Linked DNA regions of Homo sapiens: regions 1 and 2 are each linked to region 3. Evidence: chromatin contacts called from ENCODE Hi-C or POLR2A ChIA-PET data. All regions are on one chromosome and are shown on one strand. Each heading gives the region's core, a stretch centred on a gene start or an enhancer-like site at or near the end of the contact. The rest is flanking DNA. Distances are from core to core; before and after follow the strand shown. Region 1 holds the start of FBL (fibrillarin). Region 2 overlaps LTBP4 (latent transforming growth factor beta binding protein 4). Region 3 has its middle 27 kb from the start of MAP3K10.

What was found. Hi-C counts contacts between places; a loop is a spot of excess contacts on that map. ChIA-PET counts read pairs that join two places held with the same protein, here RNA polymerase II (POLR2A). Pooled maps may share reads with other maps.
Region 1: a loop to region 3 is called in a pooled map, with 12 times the contacts of the local background. The contact joins the promoter of FBL here to the enhancer-like site in region 3. A Hi-C loop is called at or near these places in 1 of 37 single-sample maps with no recorded cell type and 3 of 50 pooled maps. POLR2A ChIA-PET finds 5 or more read pairs at or near these places in 4 of 52 experiments (BJ, GM12878, PC-9 and 1 more).
Region 2: a loop to region 3 is called in a pooled map, with 3 times the contacts of the local background. The contact joins two enhancer-like sites. A Hi-C loop is called at or near these places in 2 of 50 pooled maps. POLR2A ChIA-PET finds 5 or more read pairs at or near these places in 2 of 52 experiments (B cell and K562).

What each region holds. Positions count from the first base shown.
Region 1 is chr19:39,844,650-39,848,188 of GRCh38, forward strand. FBL (fibrillarin) reads right to left here and starts at 1,730. Exons shown (of 9, transcript NM_001436.4): 1 at 1,642-1,730. The coding sequence starts at 1,651. RefSeq lists an enhancer at 535-1,275.
Region 2 is chr19:40,611,718-40,615,056 of GRCh38, forward strand. It overlaps LTBP4 (latent transforming growth factor beta binding protein 4), which reads left to right. Exons shown (of 30, transcript NM_001042545.2): 14 at 142-267; 15 at 356-475; 16 at 1,348-1,479; 17 at 1,687-1,812; 18 at 2,199-2,321; 19 at 2,598-2,729. Among named protein-coding and RNA genes, the nearest start is that of LTBP4, 12 kb to the left of the region's middle. RefSeq lists enhancers at 2,188-2,735, 2,957-3,236. Within about 2 kb of position 1,599, at least 36 of the 41 ENCODE cell types and tissues checked have a DNase peak (open chromatin) inside an H3K27ac peak, as active enhancers do; they include B cell, where a contact is called at or near this core.
Region 3 is chr19:40,162,459-40,165,539 of GRCh38, forward strand. No RefSeq gene overlaps it. Among named protein-coding and RNA genes, the nearest start is that of MAP3K10, 27 kb to the right of the region's middle. Within about 2 kb of position 1,318, at least 4 of the 41 ENCODE cell types and tissues checked have a DNase peak (open chromatin) inside an H3K27ac peak, as active enhancers do; they include B cell and GM12878, where a contact is called at or near this core.

The DNA.
Region 1 (3,539 bases), core at 480-2,979, 320 kb before region 3:
AACTGTCAGCATGTCCACTGCTCCCATCCTGGTCCACCACACCATCTCCTAGATTACAGCAACAAGCTTCCCACCAATGTGCCTGCTTCCACTTTTGCCACCCTGAGGTCTTTCACACATCGAAGCAAAAAGAATCCCTTTTAAAAATGTCAGACTGCACCACGCCCCTGCTCAAAAATCTCCCAAAGGGTTCTTTTCTCACTCAGGCTAAAATCCTTACTAAAGAGCTAACACCTGACAACTTTTACAACTTCACATTCTACCACACATGGAGGAAGGTTGGAAGAACGGGTATCCTCCATTTATGAGGGAATCACAGACCAGAATGCCTGCAGGCAAGCCAGGATCTCAGCATACCTGGCCTACAATCCCCCACCCCACTTCATCAAGAGATCCCCAAACACGGAAGAGAAAGGGAACTTGGGAGAAGGGCACAGATCCACAAATCTCCTGCCAGGTGACCCCCATCTCTCCACACAAACACACACACAAAAGAAAAAGAAAGCCTGTACTAGGAAAACAGACCCTTTGGGCCATGGTGGAAATTCTCCAAACTCAATGAAGCAAGTTCTCACACAGATGAGTGCGGGTTGGGCAGGCCAGATGGAGGAAGTGCTCAGGCACCACCGAGAAGGATTCTAATGTTGTTCTCTTTGAGAAAGATAAAGGTAACAATTAGAGCTAATACTATTATATGTCAAGCACTGTGCTATTTTTTTTAACGTCGCTTAATCCTAACTGGCGCCATTTTATTGATGAGAAAACAGAGGCTCAGAGAGGTAAAGCCACTTGCCCAAGTTCACACAGCAGGCTAAGAAGCTGAGCAAGAGCTGACACACTGAACTGAGGCCCTTCTGCTGTCAAAGCCAGGACCCCCTCATCATTCCACCATGAAGGGAGTGGTTTCAGCAGAATCTAGTGGAAAATCTTAAGAATAAAACTACTTACCTCCTGTGACAACCACCCGCCCCACCACCCCAGACTAATGCCGAGCTTGTTAAGTCTCGTCCCGGAGGTGGAAATCTTAATCCCCAAATCTCCACTCCATCCCCGGGGATCCGCCCCACTGTAAGTGCAGAAGGCGGGAAAGTGAGCCGAAGAGCGCCGCACACGGCCAACCGGGGAGTCCTCATCCACTCCGGCCCACTCGGAAAAGCTGGGATGCGGGATAAGGGGATGGTGGTGGTGGCAGCGACAGGGAAGGCAAATGGGGGCTTCCCACACACAGCTCCAGGACCCAAGGTCAGGAACTCTCCATCTCCGACCCAAGCCTGATTCCCAAAACACGCCCAGCGATCCAAGACTCCAGATGCCTGAATCCAAACTCTAGCCCAAGACCCTTGAGTGCCGCCTCCTGCCCAATATCCAAAATCCCTATTAGACGGCCTCAATGAGACGAACCCCACGTCAACACCCCCAATGCCAGGCCCACGGCCTTCTTCGACTCACGACCGTGACCTCTGAAGCCAGTCACAAACCCCTAGACCTGCTGGAATCAGAATCCCCCTTCCCACAGGAGACTGGAACCCGTGCTCAGAACCCCTGCCCCCAGGCCAAGGCCCCACCCCTCCGATTCTGGCCTGGCACCCGGATTCCCGCCCGGCCTCCGTCCCTGACCCCGGACCCTCACCCCAGCCTGACCTGGCTTCATGGCGAGCCCTGGTTTGTGCGGCTCCGGAGTCCGCGGCGTTCACAACTCCACGAGTCCGGGGCTTTCGCACGTGGAAAAGAGCGCAGGCGCGCGGCGACGTGCGCTGCGTGACGCCACCCCGTAGTCCCGCCCCCGGGCCCCTTCCCCGCCCGGAGCTCGGCGCACGCGCAGTGAGCCTGGATTCTCGAGCCTGTCGACACGCAACCCGCTGCCCTCGCTCTCTGCCTTCCCAGCCTTTGCCTGTGCAGCGGTCGCCCTAAACTCGCTTCCGGTTTCCTCTTCCCCAATGCGAGCACCCCAATAATCAGGGCTCATAGCCTTCGCACGGGCTGTGCCCTCTTTTGTATTCCTAGCTAAATCCCTCTGGCCCCTGTACACCCAAAAAGGCTTCCCCAATACATTTCCAGCCCCAAGAACAGTGACCGACTCTGGGCTTCCATTCAAACATCCGAAAAACATTTACAGTGCACCTCGTGTGTACCAGGTGCTGTTCTAGGAGCTGGGAATACAGCGGTGTACGAGACATAAAAATCTCCACTCTCCTGGAGTTCATCTTTTTAATGGAGGAAATAGACACCAAACATGTTGAATGTTTGAAAGCGATAAGTGCTTTGGAGAAAATAACAGCAGGGAAAGGGGATAGAGATTTTGGAGGGCAAATGATTTTTGTTTTTTTGGCACGGTGGTCAAGGAATGCATCAGGAGACTTTTGAGCTAAAGGGCTGAAGGAAGTGAGGAGTGAGGCATGCACCTATCTAGGGGAAGAGAGTTCCAGGCAGGGAAAAGATCTGCAGATGCAGAGGCCCTGAGGAAGGAAAGATATGGGAAGTTGGAGAGACAATGAGGAGGGTGGGTGGGGCAAAGTGAGCAAGGTGGAGAGTAAGAGGAGATAAGGGCGGGTAGCTAACAAGGGCAGATTGTGCGGAGCTTTGTGGGACATAGTGAGGACTTAGGCAGTAAGATGGAACCATGGAAGGGTTCCAAGCAGAGAAGGAATGTGATCTGACACAGGTCCCTCTGGCTGCATGTGGGAAGCAGACTGCAGGAGTGAGGGTGAAAGCAGGAAAACCAAGGACTGGCTGCTGCCGTGAATCAGAAGAAAAGGATGGACAGATCAGAGTGGGGGCAGAGAGCGGCGTCAGGGGTCAACAGATTCTGCTTAAGTATTAAGAATTTTGGGCTTTGTAATTGTGTAATATCAGTATCCATCCCTATATTCATTCTGCAAAGCAAGACAACTGCTGTTATGAGAAGTTACCGAAAAACTCCAGAAGAACCTACCAGTCCAGAGCCTAGATGTTGACTCTGTTCCATTCACTGCTCTATCACTCTAGGCCTAGGACAGCCCTCTGGGTGCCCAGTAAATGTTTGTTGAATGAATGGATGGCCTCATACCGTTGTGAGTTCTCTGTGTACAGTGTTCCAGCTGTGGAATGCCACCAATTTGCACAGAAACATTCCTGAAAGATTGTTTAGATATTATGATGGAAAATCTGCTTAAACTTTTCAGAACCGGTCGGGGCAGTGGCTCACACCTGTAATCCAGGCACTTTGGGAGGCCGAGGCAGGAGGATCGCTTGAGCCCAGGAGCTTAAGGCCAGCCTGGGCTACAGAGTGAGACCTTATCTTTACAAAAAATAAAAAATTAGCTGGGTATGGTTGCTTGCACCTGTAGTCCCAGCTACTCAAGAGGCTGAGGCAGGAGGATCCTTTGAGCCCAGTAGGTCTAGGCTGAAATGAGCCATGACTGCACCACTACACTCCAGCCTGGGTCACAGAGCGACACCCCTGTCCCAAAACAAAAACAAAAACCAAACAAAAAAAACTTTTTAAAAACTATGAGATGAAATAGTTGAGTCTATTCTGGATTTCTAGATGTGCAATGATT
Region 2 (3,339 bases), core at 349-2,848, 450 kb after region 3:
TGTCTGTCTTCCTGGGAAGAGGGAGCAGCCTGAGGCAAGTCCAGAAGGCAGGCTCAAGACTGGAATGCTGGGGTGGGTGGTGATGGCCATGGGAATGGATTCAGGCCCCTTCCTCAGCCTCATTGGTCCCCTCTGCCCCAGATGTGGATGAGTGTGCCCGAAGCCCCCCACCCTGCACCTACGGCCGGTGTGAGAACACAGAAGGCAGCTTCCAGTGTGTCTGCCCCATGGGCTTCCAACCCAACACTGCTGGCTCCGAGTGCGAGGGTGAGGCCGGGGAGGGAGGGAGGAGTGTGGATGGGTGAGGGGGGAGTTGGACCACTTCTTCAAGGCCACCCTCTCCCCTGCCCCCCAGATGTGGATGAGTGTGAGAACCACCTCGCATGCCCTGGGCAGGAGTGTGTGAACTCGCCCGGCTCCTTCCAGTGCAGGACCTGTCCTTCTGGCCACCACCTGCACCGTGGCAGATGCACTGGTGAGACCAGGCCCTGGCTGTGACCTTGGGCCTGCATCATGACCCCCGACCCTTGACCCAGATCACAACTATGACCTGGCCGTAACCTCCTGACCTGGACCTCAGTCCCTCAGTCCCCAGAGCCTGTGACTCCTGACCCTGACCTGGACCACAACTCTTGACCCTGAATGTGACTCCTGAGACCCAACTTGACAGTAACATTTGACCCTAACCATCACCCTTGATGATAGTCCCTGCCCATACCCTGATAGCAATTGTGACCCTCATGACTCTGGCCCTGAATGTGACCTATAACTCCTGAATTTGACTGTGACATTTGACCCTAATCATAACCACTAACCATAGCACTGACCATAACCTTGACTGTGTGACTCTTGGTCCTATCTCTTTCACAGCCCCTGCCTCTTCTCAGAATCCCTTCTCTGGAACCTGGTTGGGTTCATAATCCCTGACCCTGGCCCCTGACTTGAGGCAGAATTCTGGACCCTGACTATAACTTCTGATCCTAACTGGATTCAGATTCCAGTCACTAACTCTGACCCATGGCTCAGCCGAATCCCATCCAATGATCCTAGTTTATAATACTTGACTGGTCCCTTGCCCTAGTTGATTTCTGATCCCTGTCTGATCCCTCTCCTGACTCCAAAATCCTGGCACAGGTAGTTCCTAGAAACCTAGACCCACAGGACTTGCAACCATGGTCCCCGGAACCCGAGAACCTTGGTCAGCCCTACCCACCTCTGCCATAGAGCCCTCCCCCAGCCTCCAACTCATGAGACTTCCCACCACCTCCCCCAGACACCCTACTCCAAGGGGATTGGTCGGGTGTGTCCCGAGACTGGACCCTTTCTGAACACCCCCACCCCCCACAGATGTGGACGAATGCAGTTCGGGTGCCCCTCCCTGTGGTCCCCACGGCCACTGCACTAACACCGAAGGCTCCTTCCGCTGCAGCTGCGCGCCAGGCTACCGGGCGCCGTCGGGTCGGCCCGGGCCCTGCGCAGGTGAGCAGCATAGGGACCCGCCAGAGAGTCTGGGAGTAGGGCCTGGGTTCCAGGGCAAAGCCGGCTGGAAAGGTGGAGGCGGGACCAAGGCGCTGTGGGAGGAGCTTAGAAACCTGGCATTGGTGGGGGCGGGGTTACTGCGATGTGGGCGGAGCTTGTCTGGGAGGCCGGGTCCCGTGACTCCGCCCAATCTCCCGCGTACCCTAGACGTGAACGAGTGCCTGGAGGGCGATTTCTGCTTCCCTCACGGCGAGTGCCTCAACACTGACGGCTCCTTTGCCTGTACTTGTGCCCCTGGCTACCGACCCGGACCCCGCGGAGCCTCTTGCCTCGGTTCGTACCCGGGCTGATCCTGGCCCCGGAAAGGGTGGGCTTAGGGCAGGAAAAGGCGGGACGGGGAGAAGAGGGCGAAAAGGGGAAAACGAGTTTTTAGCCGGGGTATTCCAGCAGGATCAGGGGGCAGCTGGTGGGAGTCTCGAGGCAGTGAGGGGGGGCGGGGCGTGGAGATGAAAGGGCCGAGTCTGGGTATTTGGACCGTGATTGTAAAGAAGCTGTTCTAAACCCGTCGGGGGGCGGTGTTTGCAGGGAGGGAAGTAGCGTGAGGCAGGTTGGGGAAGGCGTGAGAGGCCTAGGAGAGCCGAGGGGCGGTGGAGGGGTGTGGCCTAGAATGTTAGGCGGAGCGGGAGGTGGGCCGGGCCTTCGGACGCCCTGTCCCGCAGACGTTGACGAGTGCAGCGAGGAGGACCTTTGCCAGAGCGGCATCTGTACCAACACCGACGGCTCCTTCGAGTGCATCTGTCCTCCGGGACACCGCGCTGGCCCGGACCTCGCCTCCTGCCTCGGTGAGAGGCCCCGCCCCGGCCTGATCCCTCCTCCCTTCGACTCCCCGACTCGCCGATTGGCCTCCCACCTCTGTCTTTCCTCCTCCGCTTCTCCCCTCCCCTTACCTCTTTCCCCCGCCTCCTCTCCTAGCCTCCCCAACTCTCCTCTACCCCAATCTTCTCCTGCCCTCTCCTCTGCTTCCCCGGCCTCCCCCTTCTGACTCTCCTCTCCCCTCTTTGTATCCCCCATCTTGCCTCCCTGCTTCCCACATCCGACCACCCGACCTCTCTCCTCAGACGTGGACGAATGTCGCGAGCGAGGCCCAGCCCTGTGCGGGTCGCAGCGCTGTGAGAACTCTCCCGGCTCCTACCGCTGTGTCCGGGACTGCGATCCTGGGTACCACGCGGGCCCCGAGGGCACCTGTGACGGTGAGCCTGCCCCCACCCGCCTTCGCTAGCGCTTGCAACGCGGTGCTGGAGGCTGCTCCCTTGGGGACTGAGGAGGGGCGCCCTGCTTCCCAGACTTAGGCGGAGGGAAAGAACACCCTCTCACCGTATCTCTGTAGTGGAAATAAGCCGCCACCGTGTCCATGTATTTTCTTGTGTCAGGATCACGGCCAAGCCTCCCTTCCAGCCGCAGTCCATTCCCCCTCTGCAGCTGAAGCCCGGTCCACATTTTAGGCTATGCCCCCAGTAAGACACCGCCCCAAAACTGTTAGGCCCCGCCCCTTCCAATCGGCCTCTGGATTAAAACCCCCTCTTCAGGCCCCTTCTCTTCCTAACAGAAGTTTGGACGTGCCCTTTCCGCGCCCTCCACCAGTCCTACTTCCAGCCTTCCCTCCAAAGAGGCCCAATCCCGGTGGCCCTAGGCCCCATTCTTTCCCAATGAGAAATTCCCAAGGTGAAATTCTCCTAGCATTGGCCCCCGCCCGTTTAAGCTCTGCCCTTCCTTGGTCTCTCTAGACAGGGCTTTCCATTCGCTCGGATGGCTCCAGTCTCTCGAACACTTAGGCCCTCCCTTCCTATCTTTGCTCCGCCC
Region 3 (3,081 bases), core at 68-2,567:
AAACTCCCATAAATTCAGTATGACAAGCATGTCACTGTTCTATAATTTTTTATTTTTATTGGCAAATAAAAATTGTATATATTTTACTTGTTAAATTGAGATATAATTCACGTACTATAAAACTCGTCGTTTTGTTTGTTTTTTGTTTGGTAGGTTTTTTTGTTGTTGTTTTTGAGACGGAGTCCGGCTCTGTCACCCAGCTGGAGTGCAATGGCGTGATCTCAGCTCACTGCAACTTCTGCCTCCCGGGTTCAGGCGATTCTCCTGCCTCAGCCTCCTGAGTAGCTGGGACTACAGGCGTGCACCACCAGGCCCGGCTAATTTTTGGATTTTTGGTAGAGACAGGGTTTCTCCATGTTGGTCAGGCTGATCTTGAGCTCCTGACCTCAAGTTATTCTCCTGCCTTGGCCTCCCAAAAGTGCTAGGATTACAGGCGTGAGCCACCGTGCCCGGCCAAAATTTGCCGTTTTGAAGTCTACAACTCAGTGGGTTTTCATGTATTCACAATGTTGGGTGACCATCACCACTAACTCAAGCACATTTTCACCACCCTGAAGAGAAACTCTGTACCCATCAGCAGCCACTTCCTGCTTTCCCTTTCCCCCAGCCCCTGGCAACCAATAACCTACTTTATATCTCTATGGATTTGCCTCTCTGAACATTTTATACAACTGGAAGGATACATTTGTCGTGTGTGTGTGTGTGTGTGTGTGTGTGTGTGTGTGTGTGTGTGTGTGTCTGTGTGAGAGAGGGGAGAGGGGAGAGGGAAGGGGGGAGGGGGAGGGGGGAGGGGGGAGAGAGAGAGATGGTCTTGCTATGTTGCCCAGGCTGGTCTCAAGAGTTCAGGCCTCAAACGATCCTCCCACTTCAGCCACCTGAGTCGCCGGGATTACAGGCCCATGCCACCAAGCCCGGCTAATTTTTAAAAAATTTTTTAGAGATATGGTCTCACTACAACATTTATCCTTTAATGTCTGGTTTCATTCGAGGTTCATTCAGATGGCCAAGGCTGCTGTCACTGGGGACCTTCCTGAAGGGACAGCAAATATCATGACCAATAATGCAATCTGCCATACCTTGGCATGACAATACTGTTTCCAGATATTGTCACTATTTCTTCTCCATACTATTTTTTTTTTTTGAGACAGGGTCTTGTTCTATTGTCCAGGCTGAAGTGCAGTGGTACAATCTTGGTTCATTGCAGCCTCAGCCTTCTGGACTCAAGCGATCCTCCCACCTCAGCCTCCTGAGTAGCTGGGACTATAGGTGTGCACCACAAAACCCGGCTAATTTTTCTAGTGTTTTGTTGTTATTGTTGTTTGTAGAGATGGGGTTTTTGCCATGTTGCCCAGGCTACTCTTAGACTCCTGTGCTCAAGCCATCCTCCTGCCTCAGCTACCCAAAGTGCTGGGATTACAGAAGTGAGCCACTGCACCTGGCCTATCCATAGTCTTTGTTGTTTTTTAACCCTGTCCCTTTGAGGTTTATGCTATTGAGCTGTACTGCTTCCACTTCCCCTTAGCAAGCCTCCTAGACAGATCTGTTTTGGGGCTTTTTTTTTCTTTTTTTTTTTTTTTTTTTCTTTGACAGAGTCTTGCTCTGTTGCCACCCTGGAATGCAGTGGCATGATCTTGGTTCACTTCAACCTCCGCCTCCCGGGTTCAAGTGATTCTCCTGCCTCAGCCTTCCAAGTAGCTGGGACTATAGGTGCACACCACCATGCCCAGCTTATTTTTGTATTTTTAGTAGAGACGGGGTTTCACCATGTTGGCCAGGCTGGTCTTGAACTCCCGACCTCGTGATCCACCTGCCTCAGCCTCCCAAAGTGCATGCTGGGATTACAGGCTGAGTCACCGCACCCGGCCTTTTTTTTTTTTTTTTTTTCTTAGAGACAAGGTCTTGCTTGATTGCCCAGGCTGGAGTGCAGTGGTGTAATTACGGCTCACTGCAGGCTTGAACTCCTGGGCTCAAGCAGTTCTCCCATCTCAGCCCCACAAGTGGCTGGGACTACTGGTGCGCACCACCACACCAGGCTAACTTTATAAATTATTATTATTATTATTATTGTAGAGACTAGGTCTCACCTTTTTTTTTTTCCCCCCCAGAAACAAGATCTTGCTCTGTTGTCCAAGCTGTAGAGTTGTGGTGCCATGATAGCTCACTGCAGCCTCAATCTCCTGCGCTCAAGTGATCCTCCCTCCTTGGCCTCCTGAGTAGCTGGAACTAAAGGCACATGCCACCACACCTGGCTAATTTTTATGTTTTGTAGGGATGAAGTCTCGCATGTTGCCCAGGCTGGTCTCAAACTTGAACTCCCAGCCTCAAACAATCCCCTCTCCCCACCAAAGCCTCCCAAAGTGCTGAGATTTCAGGTGTGAGCCAACGCGCTGGGCCAGGTCCTCTTCTCCCTTGCTCTCCACGGTCTACTTGGAAATCTGAGAGTCGGCTGCGTGCAATGGCTCATGCCTGCAATCCCAGCACTTTGGGAGGCCAAGGTGGGCAGATCACCTGAGGTCAGGAGTTCGAGACCGGTCTGGCCAACATGGCGAAACCCCGTGTCTACTAAAAATACAAAAATTCGCCGGGCATGGTGGGTGAGCACCTGTAGTCCCAGCTGCTTGGGAGGCTGAGGCAGGAGAATTGCTTGAACCCGGGAGTCAGAGGTTGCCGTGAGCTGAGATCACGCCATTGTACTCCAGCCTGGGTGACAGAGCAAGACTTGGTCTCAAAAAAAAAAAAAAAAAAGAAAAGAAAAAAAGAAAAGAAAACAAACAAAAAAAAGAAATCCGAGAGTCATCCTTCACTCCTCCCTCTTCCTTACTCCCATAGCAGACCTCTTGGAATATCCTGGAAGTTCTAAGCCTGTCACTTCTCAGTCCCCACAGAAGTCACACTCTCCCAAGCCACCATCATCTCTGGCTTGAATTACTGCTGCAGGAGCCTTCCAAGTCTGGCTCCTACAATTAATTCATGATCCACCCAACAAGCACAGAACGTCAAGTCACTCCTCTCTTAAAATCCCCCATAGCTTCCCGTTTTCCCTTAGGAAGAGTCTAAAACCCTTAACTTTTTCTAGAAGGT